Linked DNA regions of Homo sapiens: region 1 is linked to region 2. Evidence: chromatin loops called from intact Hi-C (ENCODE). Cell type or tissue: PC-9. All regions are shown on one strand. Links, peaks and the distances in the headings refer to the core of each region. The heading gives the core; the rest is flanking DNA.

What was found. Hi-C counts contacts between places; a loop is a spot of excess contacts. Peaks named below come from ENCODE experiments on the same cell type or tissue, not always from the same donor. Only the 100,000 strongest peaks of a DNase experiment are listed, where the experiment ranks them.
Region 1: a loop joins it to region 2, with 12 times the contacts of the local background. A loop is called at or near these places in 2 of 110 quality-filtered maps.

The regions. Positions count from the first base shown.
Region 1 is chr3:152,017,085-152,024,016 of GRCh38, reverse strand. No RefSeq gene overlaps it. Among named protein-coding and RNA genes, the nearest start is that of AADACL2-AS1, 92 kb to the right of the region's middle. RefSeq lists an enhancer at 1,815-1,924. In PC-9, for the core only: no CTCF peak of the experiment used is centred there; a DNase peak (open chromatin) is centred at 1,786; H3K4me3 peaks cover 259 bases; H3K27ac peaks cover 1,779 bases.
Region 2 is chr3:151,765,075-151,775,574 of GRCh38, reverse strand. AADACL2-AS1 (AADACL2 antisense RNA 1) reads left to right here. Exons shown (of 3, transcript NR_110203.1): 2 at 910-969. It also overlaps the pseudogene AADACP1. Among named protein-coding and RNA genes, the nearest start is that of AADACL2, 36 kb to the right of the region's middle. In PC-9, for the core only: no CTCF peak of the experiment used is centred there; a DNase peak (open chromatin) is centred at 5,344.

The sequences.
Region 1 (6,932 bases), core at 515-3,014, 250 kb before region 2:
AGGTGTGCACCACCACGCCCAGCTATTTTTTTTTGTATTTTTAGTAGAGACGGAGTTTCACCATATTGGCCAGGCTGGTCTCGAACTCCTGACCTCTTGATCTGCCTGCCTTGGCCTCCCAAAGTTCTGGGATTACAGGTGTGAGTCACTGCACCCGGCCTATTGGTGAAATGTGTTTCCTATAGGCAACAACTCACTGAATCTTGTTTTTTTTGTTTTGTTTTGTTTTAAAAATCTATTTGGCCACTCTATGTCTTTTGATTGAAGAGTTTAGTCCATTTACATTCAATATTAGTATTGATAAGTAAGGACTTACTCCTACCATTTTGTTATTTGTTTTCTGGTTGTTTTATGGTCTTCCTCTCCTTTCCTTCCTGTCTTCATTTTAGTAAAGATGATTTTCTCTGGTGGTATGATTTAGTTTCTTGCATTTTAGTTTTTTGTGTATCCATTGCATTTTTTTTTTTTTTTGATTTGTGGTTATGATGAGGCTTGCAATATCTTAAAACCCATTATTTTAAGCTGATAACATCTTAATACTGTTTGCATGAACAAACAGACAAAAAAAAAAACCTAATAACAACTCTACACTTTAACTTTGTCTCCTCTCTCTTTTTTTTTTTTTAATTATACTTTAAGTTCTGCAATACATGTGCAGAACATGCAGGTTTGTTACATAGGTATACACGTGCCATGGTGGTTTGCTGAACCCATCAGCCCATCATCCACATTAGGTATTTCTCATAATGCTATCCCTCCCCTAGCCCCCGACTCCCTGACAGGCCCCGGAGTGTGATGTTCCCCTCCCTGTGTCCATGTGTTCTCATTGTTCAACTCCCACTTATGAGTGAGAACATGTGGTGTTTGTTTTTCTGTTCCTGTGTTAGTTTGCTGAGAATGATGGTTTCCAGCTTCATCCATGTCCCTGCAAAGGACATGAACTCATCCTTTCTTATGGCTGCATAGTATTCTATGGTGTGTATGTGCCACATAGACTTGGAACCAACCCAAATGCCCAAGAACCAAATGTATGTCTTTTTTTAAATATTTCAATCTTTTCATTAAATGTATTTGAAAGACTTATGAATTCTCTCTCTGTGTTATCTTGAATTTCTTTGAGTTTCCTCAAAACAGCTATTTTGAATTGTCTGTCTAAAAAGTCACATATTTCTAGTCCTCCAAGATTGGCCCCTGGTGTCTTATTTACTTCATTTGGTGAGATCATGTTTTCCTGGATGGTCTTGATGCTTATGGATGTTTGTCTGTGTCTGGGAGTTAAAAATTTGGGTTATTTATTGTAGTCTTTGCAGTCTGGGCTTGCTTGTACCCATTCTTTTTGGGAAGGATTTCCAGGTATTCAAAAGCACTTGGGTTTTTTTATCTAAGCTGTATCTACCTTAGGTGGCACCCCAAGCCCCATCATGCTCTGGTTCTTGCAGACTTGTAGAGTTACTACTTTGGTGGTCTTGGATAAAATCTGGACAAATTCTCTGGATTACCAGGCAGAGACTCTTGTTCTTTTCTTACTTTCTCCCAAACAGAGTCTCTCTATTCCTCTGTTCTGAGCCACCTAGATCTGGGAGTGGTGTGACACAAGCATTCCTGTGGCCACCAGCTCTGGGACTGCACTTGGTCAGACCTGAAGGCAGCACATCACTGGGTCTCACCCAAGGCCTGATGTGACAACAACCTGGCCACTGCCTGTTTTCTCAAGTTCCTGGGGCTTTACAGTCAGCAGGTGGCAAAGCCAGCCAGGCTTGCGTCCTTCCCTTCAAGGCAGCAAGTTTCCCTAGGGTGGAGTCAGAGGTGCCGTCCAGGAGCCAGAAACTGAAGTCAAAATCCTTAGAAGTCTACCTGATTCTATTGTACTGCAGCAGAGCTGGCACTCAAACCATGAGTCACAGTCCTTCCCACGCTTTCCTCCCTTTTCCCCTGGCAGAGAGGCCTCACCCCATGGTTACCACCCCCACAGACCCAACAGAATACTGCCAGGCTACTGCAGATGTTCCATTAAGGCCTAGGGGCTTTTTAGTCAGCGTATGGTGAATGCTGCCTGGCCCAGAACTCAACATTCAGAGCAGTGGGATCCCCTCTGGCCTAGGATAGGTCCAGAAAAGCCAAGGGCTGGAATTGAGGATCCCAGGAGCCCACTTGGTGCTTTACACCCCTGTGGCTGAACTGGTACCTAAGGTGCAAGACAAAGTCCTCTTTACTTTTTCTTCTGCTTTTCTCACGCAAAAAAGTTTCATGTGAAGCCAGCAAGTCTCAGATTCTCTCTCAGGGCCCACAGTGTCCTACCTGGATACCACTGCTGGTTATTCAGGGCACAAGGGCTCTTTAGTAAGCAAGTAATGGATCCTGACAGGACTGGGCTTTTTCACTTGAAGGCAGCAGGTTTCCTTTTGGCACAGGGTATGTCTAGAAATGTCATCTGGGAGCTAGGGCCTGGAAAGGGGGCCTCACAACTCTGGCTGGTGCTGTATCCTACTGTGGCCGAGCTGGTAAGTGAGATACAAGACAAAGTCTTCTTTACTCTTCCGTCTCCTGTCTTCAAGCAGAAGGAAGGAGTCTCTTTTTAAGCCATGAGCTGTGCAGCCTGGAGTTTGGGCAGAGGTATAGCAAGCACTCCCTTAGCCACCCTGCCTGGTGTTTCACTTGTTCTGAGCTCAGTTCAGCCCTAGGACTTACCTAGGAGTTGCAGTCCTTATGGCATAGAGTGTTTTCAGTTTGTTTAGGGCCCTGGAATGCTTTAGCCTATGGCGATGAGGCTTGCCAGAACTGAGTTCCAACCGCTGGGATGAGTGATTCCCTTTTGGCTAGAGTAAGTTTAAATACTCCCTCTGTGGGCAGGCCTCAGCTGAGTTCAGCCCAGTTTTGCTTTCTGCTATGACAGGGCAATACTGAGCTCACTGCAATATCTCACAACTACTGCATTCACCCTTTCCCAAGTGCACAGATTCTCTCTGTGCCATGCAACCACTGCTGGGGGATGAGGGAGGAGTGGTGGTGGCAATTCAAGACTCTTTTCTACCTGATTCCAGTGCCTCTTTCAGTGATATGAAGTTAAAATCAGGTACTGTGAGTGCTCACCCAATTTTTGGTTCTTATGAAGGTGTTTTTCTGACTAGACGGTTGTTAAATTGGTGTCTTTGCAGGCGGGATGATTGGCGGAATCTTCTATTTGACCGTCTTGCTCTACTCCTCAAAAAGTTATTTGTTTTAATAAAGTGGGATACAGAATACATGCTTTTGAAATCTTTAATGGAATACATCAAGAAAATAGCACGTAAAATATTTCATAATGCTAACTAACCTTGTAACGCTATGTGTGTCTTCTGCTCAATTGGATAGTAAGTAAGCTCTTTTGGGAAAAACACTGAGCTAAATTAATTTTTAATTTCTTTTGAACTTCAGAATTATGTACAAGAATATATCCTCAATATTTTGGAATAATCTCGTATAAATTTTCCAAATAGGCTGACTTTGGAAAGTATGTCCTATAAGAGACAAAGAAAACAACTCTAGAATCTATCCCCTCAATATGAGTGACAGCCAACCAAGCAAAATAAGTCTAAGTAGAGGATATCAGGATTTCAGCTATAACCATGATTAGAGAAGGTGATGTGCATACAAAGTTATATTGACATGGTGAAATAACTATTTGAGATTAAATAGGTAAGTTCAAATCATTTTTTTTATTGTGGCTTATTTATAGTTCCCCTGTAATTTCTACTTTACTCTTTACAGTTTTGAGGTAGAACTTCTCAGCCTATGTGCCCTCTCTCTGGCATAAACAGAGAGATCTACTTACTGGCATAAAATTTAGACCCCAAAGTGTATTACTCAAATATGCTGAAACTTTATTTCTCCCAAATAACATTAATGAGTAGGCTGAAAATTTGACAAGGGAGGTCTGCTCCACCTAGTCGCTTAGAGATCCAAGCTGCCAATGTTCTGTCAACTTTAAAATATGCCTTCCAAGGTCATGCTTTGTTTGAGTTTTATCCATTCTGGTCAGGCCTAAAAGGGTTGAAAATAAATGAGTGTTATAGGGTCTAGGGCTGGAATTGGCACATACCATTTTTATTCACATTCTATGATGGAAACTTAATAACTTTGCTATACCTAACTGTAAAATAGCTGGGACACTTAGTCCAACAGTACTCTTAAAAGAGAATGTAGATTTTGGTGAGCTGCTAGCAGCCTTTTCTGTGTTCCTTCCCATTTTATTAGTGATGTGTCACCCTCTCTTCACCCTCATTGACTTATCAGTGGTGAATATCTGACATATCACAAGCTTCTAACATATCACAAGCAGGAGAGAGAGTGAGGGTGGGATGAGAATGAAGCAAAACAATGCGAAAAAGGACACGAGGCAGAGACTGAATTTCTGTTGACTTTGCAGTTGCTGATCCTAATCTCTTTCAAAATAATGACCAGTTAGTCTGGCTGATTCATGGGATAATATCCTTTTGATTAAGACCAATTTTTAATTAAGCTTACTTAAGTTCATTTTGTTGCTTTAAAGCATACCTTTTAACACAATTATATCAGTGAAAACATTTTTACCGATTGGGAAAGAGTTAGACAGTTATTAATCCTGTTCTCCCACATGTTAACTGGATGCCTTTTGGAAAATTATACCTTATACCTTATTGAGTTTCTCCCCATCTGGAAAATGCGAACAATAATCTGCACCTTTCATTATCACTGCAATTTTTAAACAGTAAACCAAATAAAGCACAGAGTACAGTGCCAGACATATGGCATATACTCAGTAAATGATATTTCTGATGATAGTAATGAGGATGATGTTGATGGATGTTGACAGATATCAAATGGCACTTGTCCGGTATATTTTTTCAGTTGAACTAGTGGCTTACAGCTGTCCATGAGGTTATGTTTTCTCTGATTTCCAGGTGAGAACAAAGCCAAGAGAAGTGTATGATGTTTCTAATTAAGAACCTGAACTATTTTGCCAACTTCTGTTAACTGACTATAGCCAAAGTTCTGCTAAATGCAAGAAAAGATTTTAGAAAAACTCATCCTAAATCAACTAGTGCCAATTCTGCAAGGGGAAAGAATTTTTGTCATTTGTTTCATATTTTTTGGCCAACATTGCTTTAGATCTACTTTCCAGAATATGATTATATCAATAACTTAACATTACTACAATCTACTTCTTTCTCGAAAAGCTAAAAATCTGAAGACTAAAAGATTTGAAAATATGTCTGTTATTCCTAAGAAAGGTAAAAATGGAAGGTATAATTTAATCTGTCTAACTCTACTTGATCAACTCACCGAATTAACCATTACTCCCTATAACAGATGCAACTGAAGTGTACTTAATTTAATCCCACTTAACAAAGTCACCCAATTAACCAACATTCTTCATTCCTACTATAAAGTTGATAGATGTTCACATAATTCTGCAATCTCAAAGCTAATGGATTACTTTCTAATATTAACATATGCATAAAATAAATGTTGAATGGGGAGCAAAAAATGATTGAAATAAAGCTGAAAATTCTAGAAGAGTTTGGCACCCAGAGTGCTTAACACACATGCACACACACATATACAAACACACACTTACTTTAAAATAGACTAAACAGGGAAATGTCAATGCTGCCTTCTAGGCTTCTGGTATCTGCATTAAGATGATGAAATTCTAATCAAGCAAGCTGTGATCAAATTCAAGTTCTTCGCAATGAGTCAAAATGTTGTTCAATGACTTTACATTCATATGTATTTTAGCTTTACCAGTTTAAGTGATATGTCTTTAAAAATGATATTTCTCTTTAACTTTTTTGATTAACTTGTTAGTTGCCTATTCCAATCTTGTTGAATGAGAGGGGGATTACTCTCCTGTTACTTGGTGCTTTTTGAACTAGATTCTTGTAGCTTACAGAATATTTATTGACAATACCTAGACTCTTTGATCATCTTTTTCATCTAACTCATATGAACCAGGCCATTGAAAGAACTATCAGTTGCTCCAGGAATACTGTAGTGTGTTTAAATATCAAAGAAATGGAACCATTGCATAAGAATGCTTCCTATTTGGGATGCACACAGTAGTCAGAAAAAGTAGATACATAGGAAATTAGATAAATAGCCAAATATATCCTGAACTTGTATTCTTATAAGTTTTAAAGAGGGAGCAAAAGTGACACTGAACTTGATAAAAAAAAAAAAAAGTAATGATAAAAGCGACAATTTGTAATACCCCAGTTTAGAAGACTCTTCCAATAGTCATATATAGCCCAGAGGCAAAATTTTTATTTTATTAAAATCATTCCCCATGACAAAAAAAAAACAGGTAAGCTCAAAATACCAAAAACAGAAGAATAATGCTGGCAACTCACATCACAAGCAATAAGCTAAAATACAAATCAATATGAAATGACCAGCAATTCAAAAGAAAATGAACAAAGAGTACAGAAACAATTATGAACATAAAATTTATAGATAAAAAGCTCTGAATGATTTTTAAACATATTTAAAGACTTCACCTTTACTTAGAATGTGAGAATTGCAAATAAGCCAAAACTGAAATGCCATTTTTTTTATCCCTGTAAGACTGGTAAAAATCAAAAGTGTAATAACAGATATTCTTGTTGAGGGTGAAGAGAAACAGATATTTTCATACATTGCTGGTGGGAACATAATGTAGTACAATCTCTAAAGAGAGTAATTTGGCAATATCTGTCACAGTGACAAATGTGTATAACTCTTTGTTCCTGTAATTCTCCTACTTTTTACTTACATACTCCTATTTTGTGAAATTGCTTTTATAGTATCATTTATAAACAATAAAAATAAAAGAATGACTACATATGCCTATGGCTATATAGATGATGTTACATGCATACAATTGAATGCTATGTGTCTGTATAAAAAGCAATTTTTATTTCCCTTAATATGGTACA
Region 2 (10,500 bases), core at 4,157-6,656:
ATCTTAATTATAGAACATGAATTCTTCCCAGTGTTCCTTTTACATGTGCATTGTCAGCTTTTTCATCCATTCGTACATTTTTACACTGGATCATTTAAGCCAATTTTCTCTCCTCAAGATTAATCTCTGTCTCCTTCATTTAACAGGTCTTAGGTCTTGAAAGTACAAACACATATATATTAACTCCAACTTTAAGGAAGTCACAGTCTACTGGAGACAGGGGTAGGGAGGACAGGCATACAAACCAAAAGCAATAATGCAAAATAATAGTTTCTTTAATGGAGTACAGAAAATGCTCTTTGGAAATCAAATTAGACTTCACAGAAACTCCCAGAGAAAGATAGAGAAGAGTAAACAGGAAGTAGAGAGAGCTAAGACTTGAATTAGGTATTCATATTTTCTTGGCAGACAAGAAAGAATGTGTTTTCTTCTGTTTTGTTGTTTGTTTTGTTTTGGTATGTGTATGGATTGGGGATGGGTCACACTTGTTTGCTATGGGGCTTGGGCAAATGCTTCCTTTTGCAGATAAGAAAATTGTTAAAAGATAAATAGAATTTGGTAGTAACAAGTGTCAGGAGAAATCATACAGTAGTGAAGGAGAAGTAACAGGATATGAGGTTCTTACAAAACCTATCTCTTGGGGGCCATGGAAAGAGGAGTAGATATTATTATCTTGTGATGTTTCCAAAACTAGGTGCCGAGTATTATTGACATGTCAAATACACACTAAGTCTTAAGTTCTTATTTAACCTTTACTATAAAAAGTCATGCTCATATTTTTGATTGGAATACATATTTTTATGTTTTCTTTAATATTGAAATAGAAAGTATCAGACAAATGTTATTTTTTTCTAGGTTTATTCTTATTTAATTCCTTTACTTTAGTAAACATATTTTCATTCTTCACAGATACTTTGATGTAAAAGTTTTCAAAGAAATGCTTTGGGCAGAAGAGACTCATGGAAACTGGTATGTCATACTCAGGTTTTGTGTTAGAAACATCACTGCATTGTTAAATGATGACTTTACTATCTGAATTTAGAGAAAATGATAGAATCACTCCATTTACTGCTCCAATTTACATTCCCAATCTACATCAATACCCATCAGCACCTATTTTTCTTCTGTCACAAATGAAGATATGTCCCTTCTCCTGTGTTTTGCCAATTCTTCCCATCTGCATTGAATCCAATTTGCTTCCACATTCTCTAGGTCAGATAAACCCCCATCCCTTCTTCTACCTACCACTCCCTGCGTTTCTCCAATGTACCTCAATTTACCACCATCTTAACTTCAGCTTATAATCATGTTCATAGACCTCCCATACATAATTATAAAATATGTATAATAGAAAACATATAATATAAAATATATTTATATACAAATAAAATAATTTTAGATTCTATAGCAAATAAAATTATATATAAAATATAAATATTTATATAAATACATGAGTGCATTAAACAAAATATATATGATATAATATGAAATCAAAATAAAATACCCCTATTCAACTCTATTTTTTAAATCTAGCGCCTTCTTTCTCATTTCCTTAATATTTAAGCTTATGAGAAGACTATAGTTACCATTTCTATTTCCTCATATTTAATCCACTGTTCAACTCACCTCATTGTTTTCTACTGCAACTTTCTATCAAATCTGCAATTAATAATAAATGTCTAAGTGCGTGAAACACATTCTCTTCTTACCTGAGATTTGCTACAGCTTTTGGTATTTATTATGCCCTCTTTCAGAATGAGATTTAAAATAGTTCTTTTAAATCTACATAGCTCCAAAGAAATAAATTTTGGACAGCTGAAGTGTTTTGTTATCTAACATGTTTGTCTTGATATGATGGAGTCAACATTTCAGTAAAATGTATGTTATATGATAAACTAAAACTTTTAATATGGAACACATACCAGCATCCCCCATACACCAACCACCACCATGAATATAAACTAAGCCCGTTCTTAGTATCTCTGACTTTAGTGTTGGCATGTATACACGGACAGGAATGTTACTGAAAGTTGTCTCTATCATGGTGACATTTTCATCAGATGTAGGTGGGACTTCTTGAAAGCTCACAAAGAACGTTGCAGTATTCATGAAATGATTGATTCCCAAGAGTTCAACTAACAAAGCCTAAAAGGAGATATAGGAAAAAAAAGTACTAGTTTACAAATATCAAATGCCAGCGTTGCTTATGAACACAGAACTATGCATAGGTATTCCCAATGGTCCTGTCTGGTAGTCTCACAGGTGAATCTGAATGGCACAACTGGAAATACTGGAGGTTTAGTGGTGTTGCCACATAGTTGCCTTAGGTTAAAAAAAAAAGTAAAGAATTACTGAGGAATTACAACTTGATGGATTCCATGCTAGACAGTTTGAATTACAAAGATAAGTAAGACAAGTTCTCTTTTCTAAAGAAGCTCAGATTCAAGAAGGAAAAATAGATGTATTAGCAATTACAAAACAACATCACTGCATATCTCATAGATATGTACAAAGAACTTTGGCAGTGGTCAGTGGGCCAACTAGCTGCCTGGATGAGAAGTGAAAAGGAGTGGGTGAGCTCTGATATGAGTACTGAAAGGGGAGTAGAGTTTGGCCAAAGGGGAAAATCTCATGCTAGGCCAAAGCAATCGCCACAAGGACACTTCTATTGTAATCAGAGAAATGCATGTAGTTTGGTAAAGCAATAAAGATGTCTGTACAAGGATCCATGAAAGAAAAGGGACCTCCGGAGGTGAATATGAGCCAAATCCTAATGGACCTATAATGTTGGGATTCCAAGGATGAGAAAAACTTGCTTTCCTATCTTAAGTTGGAAACATGTGGATTAAAGGGCTGGGTGATCAAACAACTAGCTGAACCTCTTTCCTATTAATGCAAATTAAATAAGTACAAAAGAAATAACAAAATTGTCTATTTTCAATACTAAATTGTCCCCACCCTATTCCTGAAGAGGAAGTCAGGAAATAGCAGTTCCCAGAACTCCTTGGTAGAACTCAGAAAAGGAATAAGGCAAAAAAGACAAATAACTTCAGAAATAAAACCAAGGTAAAGAAACTCAAGGTATTATATAAGATAGAAACGAAAAAGCAAACACAAGGAAGTGAAATGTAAAAAGAGACTAAGCACTTTCAAGAGAAATGACATTATTTTAGCGTATAAATATATATATATACACATAATAAATACAAATAATAAAGCAAAACAATGACCCAAAATAAATATTTTTATAAATAATTCCAGAATAACTTTTTAAAAATAAGACTTGAAGCTATATTCCAGTGAAACTGACCCAAGTCCAGTAACAACATACACTGGACCATTTAGCAAGTTTGAACTGAGTGAGTCTACTTACACACAGATTTTTAAAAATTAAACTTGAGGATGAAAAATATAATATATGTGGTATGCAAAACCCGTATATACAGAGGACCAACTCTATATGCTAATAAAATGACTAGAAAATTAAGTAACTAATAGAAAATGAAAATGTGGGGCTGAATGTAGTGGCTGATGCCTCTAGTCCCAGCGTGTTGGAGGCAAAGGTTTGGGGGATTGCTTGAGGCCAGGAGTTTAAAACCAGCCTGGGAAACAGAACAAGACCCCATCTCTACAAAAAATGTTTAAAAAAATAACTAAGCATGGTGGCATGTGCCTATAGCCCTAACTGCTCAGGAGGCCAAGTAGTGGGAGGATCACTTGAGCCCAGGAGTTCCAGGCTGCAAGAAGCTATGATCACCACTGCACTCCATCCTGGGCAACAGAGAGATCAAGAACCCGTCTTTAAAACAAACAAACAAACAAAAAACCACAAAGAGGGCTGGGCGTGGTGGCTCATGCCTGTAATCCCAGCACTTTGGGAGGTCGAGGTGGGCGGGTCACCTGAGGTCGGGGGGTTCGAGACCAGCATGGCCAACATGGCGAAACTCCGTCTCTACTAAAAATAGAAAAATGCACTGGGTGCGGTGGCGCATGCCTGTAATCCCAGCTACTTGGGAGGCTGAGGCAGGAGAATCACTTGAACCCAGGAGACAGAGGTTGCAATGAGCTGAGATTGGACCACTGCACTCCAGCCTGGGCAATAGAGCAAGACTCTGTCTCTAAAAAAAACATAAAAATAGAAAAACAAACAAACAAAAACCTTGAGAATAAGGCATGTATCACACTTATTCAGAGCTGCATTAAATGCCAGTAGAGAATGTTGAAACACCTAAAAAATATATGCAAGGAAACAGAGTGTGAGCCAAGTGTTAAATATCCAGGCTAAGTGTCCTTGAATTATCTTTTTCTTTTGCTACAAGAAGGCAGTTTGCTACAGAGAAGTTTCCAGGAAATCATGAATGGCTTCATATCCAAGTAGTTAGCCTCACTAGAAAAAAACCACAGGTCTCCGAGGGCCAGTGTGGACACTGGGGGCAGCCAGCCAGGGAGCTGCCCTGTCGCCTCAGCGGCTCACTCTCCTTCAACTGAGAATCATGCCGTGTGTTCAATTTCCCTTGACCTTTTACCAGTTGACCTTTTGACAGAATATTTCAGTGAGAATGCATTTTCATGCCTGAATCCAAGATTGTTGTGTAGAATTTTCTATAACTAATCACAGTGCTGCTCAATTCTACCTTTTCTGAAGTTTATACTTCATAAATGCTTCATTCTGTCAGTATTCATGCCATGAAAATCACAGTAAGATTGTTTTTCTCAGCCAGCATATTTTGTTTTCTAATATTTAAAATTAAAATTACTTGAATACTTCCTTCATACTTATTCTGTTAGGGATTTGTGTTAAAGAATGAAGTTTGTTTTTTTTTTTAAGGTTTGAAAATCGTCAAGCAAACTTTAAGAGCAAAATTTCCAAGACAGCAGAAAGTTTTAAAAATAATATAGCTGGTAATTATTTTCTCCTGATTAAACTTAAATATTCACAGAGACAATGAAATTCTGAACTTACCAAATTTGTTACCATTTTCACAGGTGTAGCTATCCACACCAGTCACCAGAGTTCCTCAATATTATCTGAGAGAGGAGTATAAACATAATATGCCCCAAGGACCCCTGCAATCAGAAACAAAATAGTCTTTCTTCCCATGATGTTTCCCTTCTGCTCTTTCTACTTTGGCAACACAGCAAATACTTGTTTGAAACATGCAGTGGCTGAATTTTCATTGTTTTAAGCCCTGCCATAAAGTGTTACATAACTTCCTGAGTACAAATTCCACTGTTCAGTTTTCATTTCATGGGCAGACCCTAAATAAATATACTTAGCAGAAATACAAAGGCGAGCTCTGAGAAACAATCAGCACTTATTTTCTGCAAGTTCTGTCAAATCCAACAGCCTTATTACGTTGCTAGGCAGTTAGTAAACAAACATTTAATGCACAATTACTAAGAGCTGAATACCTTATTTTTAAAAAGGCCATGTGACAGTGCAAGAAACGCAGTGTATGTCTCAAATAACAAACCTTCGAGTAAGGAAGAACAAACAGAATTTTTTCGTTGTTGTTATGTTTTGTTTTGTTTTTTTGAGATGAGAATCTCACTCTGTCGCCCAGGCTGGAGTGCAGTGGCACGATCTCCACTCACTGCTACCTCCGCCTCAAGGGTTCAAGCAATTCTCCTGCCTCAGCCTCTCAAGTAGCTGAGATTACAGGTGCACACCACCACGCCTGGCTAATTTTTGTATTTCTAATAGAGATGGGGTTTCACCATGTTGGCCAGGCTGGTCTCGAACTCCTGACCTCAGGTGATCCATGCGCCTAGGCCTCTAAAACTCCTGGGATTACAGGTGTGAGCCACCGCACCTGGCCCAAACAGAATATTTTAAAACTTACAATCATGGTGGAAGGGGAAACCGGCACAACTTCACATGGTGGAGCAGGAGAGAGAGCAAGTGAAGGGAGAGGTGCTACACACTTTCAGACAACAAGATCTCATGAGAACTCTATCACAAGAACAGCATGGGGTAAGTCTGCCTCATGATACAATCACTTCCCACCAGGACCCTCCTTTAATATGAGATTTCAGTGGGGACACAGAGCCAAACCATATCAACATCTAAACCTAGAAACTGTATAATAAAAATACAATATTACAATCCTTTGAGACCACCATCAATATGTGCAGTCTTTCACTGACCAAAACATTGCTATGGGTGTACGACTGAATGTAGATGCAGATATATGTATGTATAAAACAGGAAACATATTGTGGAAATTGGCTCTTGTGATTGGAGAGGTGTAGTAGTTCCACTATCTGTCATCTTCAAGCTGGAGAACCAGGAAAGCCGATAATGTAATTCAGCCTGAGTCTGAGGCCTGAGAACCAATGCTGTAACTCCCAACCTAAGTCTGAAGTTGTTATTAACCTCTGCATTTCTATCTTTTTAAATTTGAGGATAATTGCTTTATGGCCAAGAATTAAAAAAAAAAAAGTTTAATGTGTACTTTACTTTAAAAGAATGTGTATTATGACATTATTTGGTATGGGTTCAATTTGTGTAAATTAAGTCAGTAGTATTAACTGTGTTATTGAAACTTTTTTTTTTTTACTTAATTTTTGTGTTTTTCTATCGGTTACTGAAAAAATGAGTTAAAATCTTCTACACAGGTTCTCAGCTTTTGAAAATCCCCAAATCTCCTTAGAAGAACTCACAGAGAAATAAAACAAAACCAAAAACCTATGGACAACATAATATGAAGAAAAATATGAGGCAAAAATATAACAACAAACCAACTTCCAAGTATCTATGTTGGAAATAATTTACCAACAACTACAAGGCCTGTGTGGTATAATCTTCCCTATGTGCAGGTGGAAGCAGAGGAAAGCGATGAAGTATTTGACAGAATAAGAATTAACCAACAAATATTCACCTGAAATTGTGGTTACAAATCTGAGAAAACAGTTGAAACTGGCTGGGGTTTGCATAGTCTTATGCTGTGTAAGCTATCTGCAGTGTGACCTGAAGGGGTTGGAACAGGCTGGGCCCTACTGTCCCTCAACACTAATCAACCAAAGGTTCTTCCAGGGAAGAACCCCACACTGAGAAGAAACTAAGAATCTAAATTAAGCAGGAAATGGGGAAAGAAGTGGATTAAATTGTGGGAATAAAATGGAATATTTCATAAGAACAACAGAAGAGGAAGTTATTAATAGAAAATATACAAAATCATGGTTCCTTTCTAAGGAACTAACTTCTAAGCTAATGAATTTCCTGTGAAAATGAGCCTCAGAAATAACTGAGGTTAAATATCATTCAGAGTTATTATAATAGCAAAATAATAAGCAAAATAACCTCTTTATAGACAATTAAAGCCCACAAAGCAGAGGAAAACTATATCCTAATGTTTTAAAATTAGCCAAAGTCATTAACACAATAACCTGCCATGTGAAAGAACATCATAAACCAGAATTATGAAAACTCAGAAATTAGTCAATAACACAATAAATAACCCCCTGAACAAATGAAAGAACAAACAAACAACACCATTTCAAAAATAAAGACTAGACCAAAATGGGCACAAAGGAGAATAAAAATTATATAAAGCTACAAGGAATACAGAAAATGTCATAGGGGAAATACAGCGTGAAAATGAGATAGAAGTTTCAAATAAAAGGAAGTTAACGGCTACATGCTCTATGATTCATTTTTATGAAATCCGGAAAAAGGTAAATTTACAGAAAAAATGGATCAGTAGTTTCTGTGGGGCTGAGGGCAAAAAAAGGGTTTGACTACAAGGGAGAAATAGGAGAAAACGTTTTCAAGCTATGAAGCTTTTCTGTGCCTCAGTTATGGTGAAATTTACATGATGGTATACATTCTTCAAGACACACAGGATTGTATACCAAATATGGTGAACTTTATAGTATATAAACATGTAAGTGAATGCAAAAAGAAATTAGGATCAAAATTAGAATGACTTTTAAAAAAACAGCAAATGATGAAGACAGGGAAAGAACATCCAACATAGATAGAATGATATTTTACATGAAAGAAAAACCAAAGCAAGGGAATGGAACAATTATTAAAAACTATATTTCAAGATATTCCTGAAATCTTAAAAAAATTAAGATTTGAAACTGCGTATTAATGAGGTAAACAACATAACTGGGAAAAAATTTAAAGCATAGTAGCCAATACTGACATATTCTATTAATAGTAAGATTATTAGACTTAAAAAATCCCTTGCACAGGCCAGGCTCAGTGGCTCACACCTGTAATCCCAACACTTTCGGGGGCTGAAGCCAATGAATCACGAGGTCAGGAGTTGGAGACCAACCGGGCCAACATGGTGAAGCCCTGTCTCTACTAAAAATATAAAAATTAGCCAAGTGTGGTGGCACACGCCTGTAATCCCAGCTACTTAGAAGGCTGAGACAGGAGAATCATTTGAACCCGGGAGGCGGAGGTTGCAGTGAGCCGAGATCGTGCCACTGCGCTCCACCCTAGGACAGAGCGAGACTCTGTCTTTAAAAAAAAAAAAAAATCCCTTGCACATAAAAAAAAAAACCGAATAACTTATATAATAGAAGAAAGAAAAATCTGATTGTCTTCAGATATTATATAGCAATTTTTAGACCAAAAGGAAATTTTATATATAAATACATCTCGACACATTGATATAAATAAATAATTGAATAAATAAACAAATGAAAGAGAAGAGACAAGTCTTCCTTACGGAAGAATTCCTAATAATTTATGTAGCTCTTACCCTATAGGAGATAAAGTTCAATTTTCCCTGCTCCTTGAGTGTGGGCTGAACTTAATGAGTTGCTTCTAAGGAATACGGAAAGATGGAGGAAAAAGTAATTTTATAGTAGAGACTCCTGGGAAAAACTGCCTTGGCCAAATGAATAAGGTTAATATCATCAGCTATGAGTCATGGTGATAGCATTGTTTTCCCTGATGTGATATGAAAAGGTCATTGCTCCTGTGGGGTCTTCCGTTCAAACCCATGATCCAGACTGATTATGAGAAAACATAAGACAAATACAAATTGAGGGACATTTCACAAAATACCTGATGAGTACTCCTCAAAACTATGAAGTCATGAAAAATAAGCAAACACTGAGAAATTGTCATAGACCAGAGAAGTCTAAACAGATGTGACAAATAGAAACAATGGGTCATCCTAGATTAAATTCTAGAATTGAACAAGGCCATGACTGGAAAAAATATTGAAATTTTTGAAAAAGTCTGGAGTTTAGTTAACAGTAATATACTAATGTTGGTTTCTTATTTTTGGCAAATGTATTATGGTTATGCAATATGTTAACAATAGGGGAAATGGGTGAAAGTAATACAGAAATTCTCTATACCATCTGTGCAATTTTTCTGAAAATCTAAATATTATTTCAAAATAAAAAGTTTATTTTTACAAAATGGGGAGCAAATGGAGAGAACGCATGCAAAACATTTTAAACTGTTTTCAATACTCACACTGCTGGATGTATTGGTATGTAATTCTAAAAATGTCTTCTGTGTAATGTGTGATAAAGCAGGTGAAAAAACAATACAATTCTGTTGTCTCCAGTGTATATGAGAAGCAGGAATCTTAGTGTGAAGAAAAGAAGATATAGATATAAGATAAAAAGGTTGATAAACTCATTTGAATTGGAAATAGTATGAATTCAAGAGATATGAGTGATAATAGTCATCACTTCCTATTTACAATTTCAACAGGAAATTGTTTTGTGATTCATTATTTATGATAACCCTTTCCATTGTGCTTGGTCATTTCACCTTCATCATGTTAAGGAATCTATTCATGTTTCCTCAGATTTACATACATTAGGACCAGCTATTAATTTTATCATGCCTTTTCCTTAATTGGTTCATTCATATGGTTCTTCTCCATTAATTCCTTTTCTTTTTTTTTTTTTGTTTGTGCTCTGCTAAATCTATAAATTTTTTGATGTAATAAACTATATTGATATATATTCTGGTACTGAGTCACTATGGCATGCCTGCCTGCTCAAATTGTATTTTCTTTTGATACATTGCTGGATTGCTTCCTAAAAAGAATTGGAATGTTTTTATTGTTTTTCTGTCACTTGGAATAATTTCAATTACAGTAGAATTAATCAGTTTTAAATAACTCATGCTATTGTGATAAAACTCATATTACTATGAATCCATCTGTTGCTGATGCCTTCTCCAGTGATTATTACTAATTAATTTTCCAATTTTTCTCAGCTTTATAAATTAAGGGAAGGTCGTTTTTTTTTTTTGCAGCTATGGTGATTTTTTTTCCAGTAATTACTTGTTTTTTTTTTTTAACTTTTATTTTAGGTTCAAGGGTACATGTGCAGGTTTGTTACATAGCTAAACTCATGTCACAAGGGTCTGTTGTACAGATTATTTCATCAGTCAGGTACTAAGCCTAGTACTCAATTGTTATTTTTCTGCTTCTCTCTCTACTTCCACCCTCCACCCTTAAGTAGGCTCCAGTGTCTGTTATTTCCTTCTTTGTGTCCATGAGTTCTCATCAT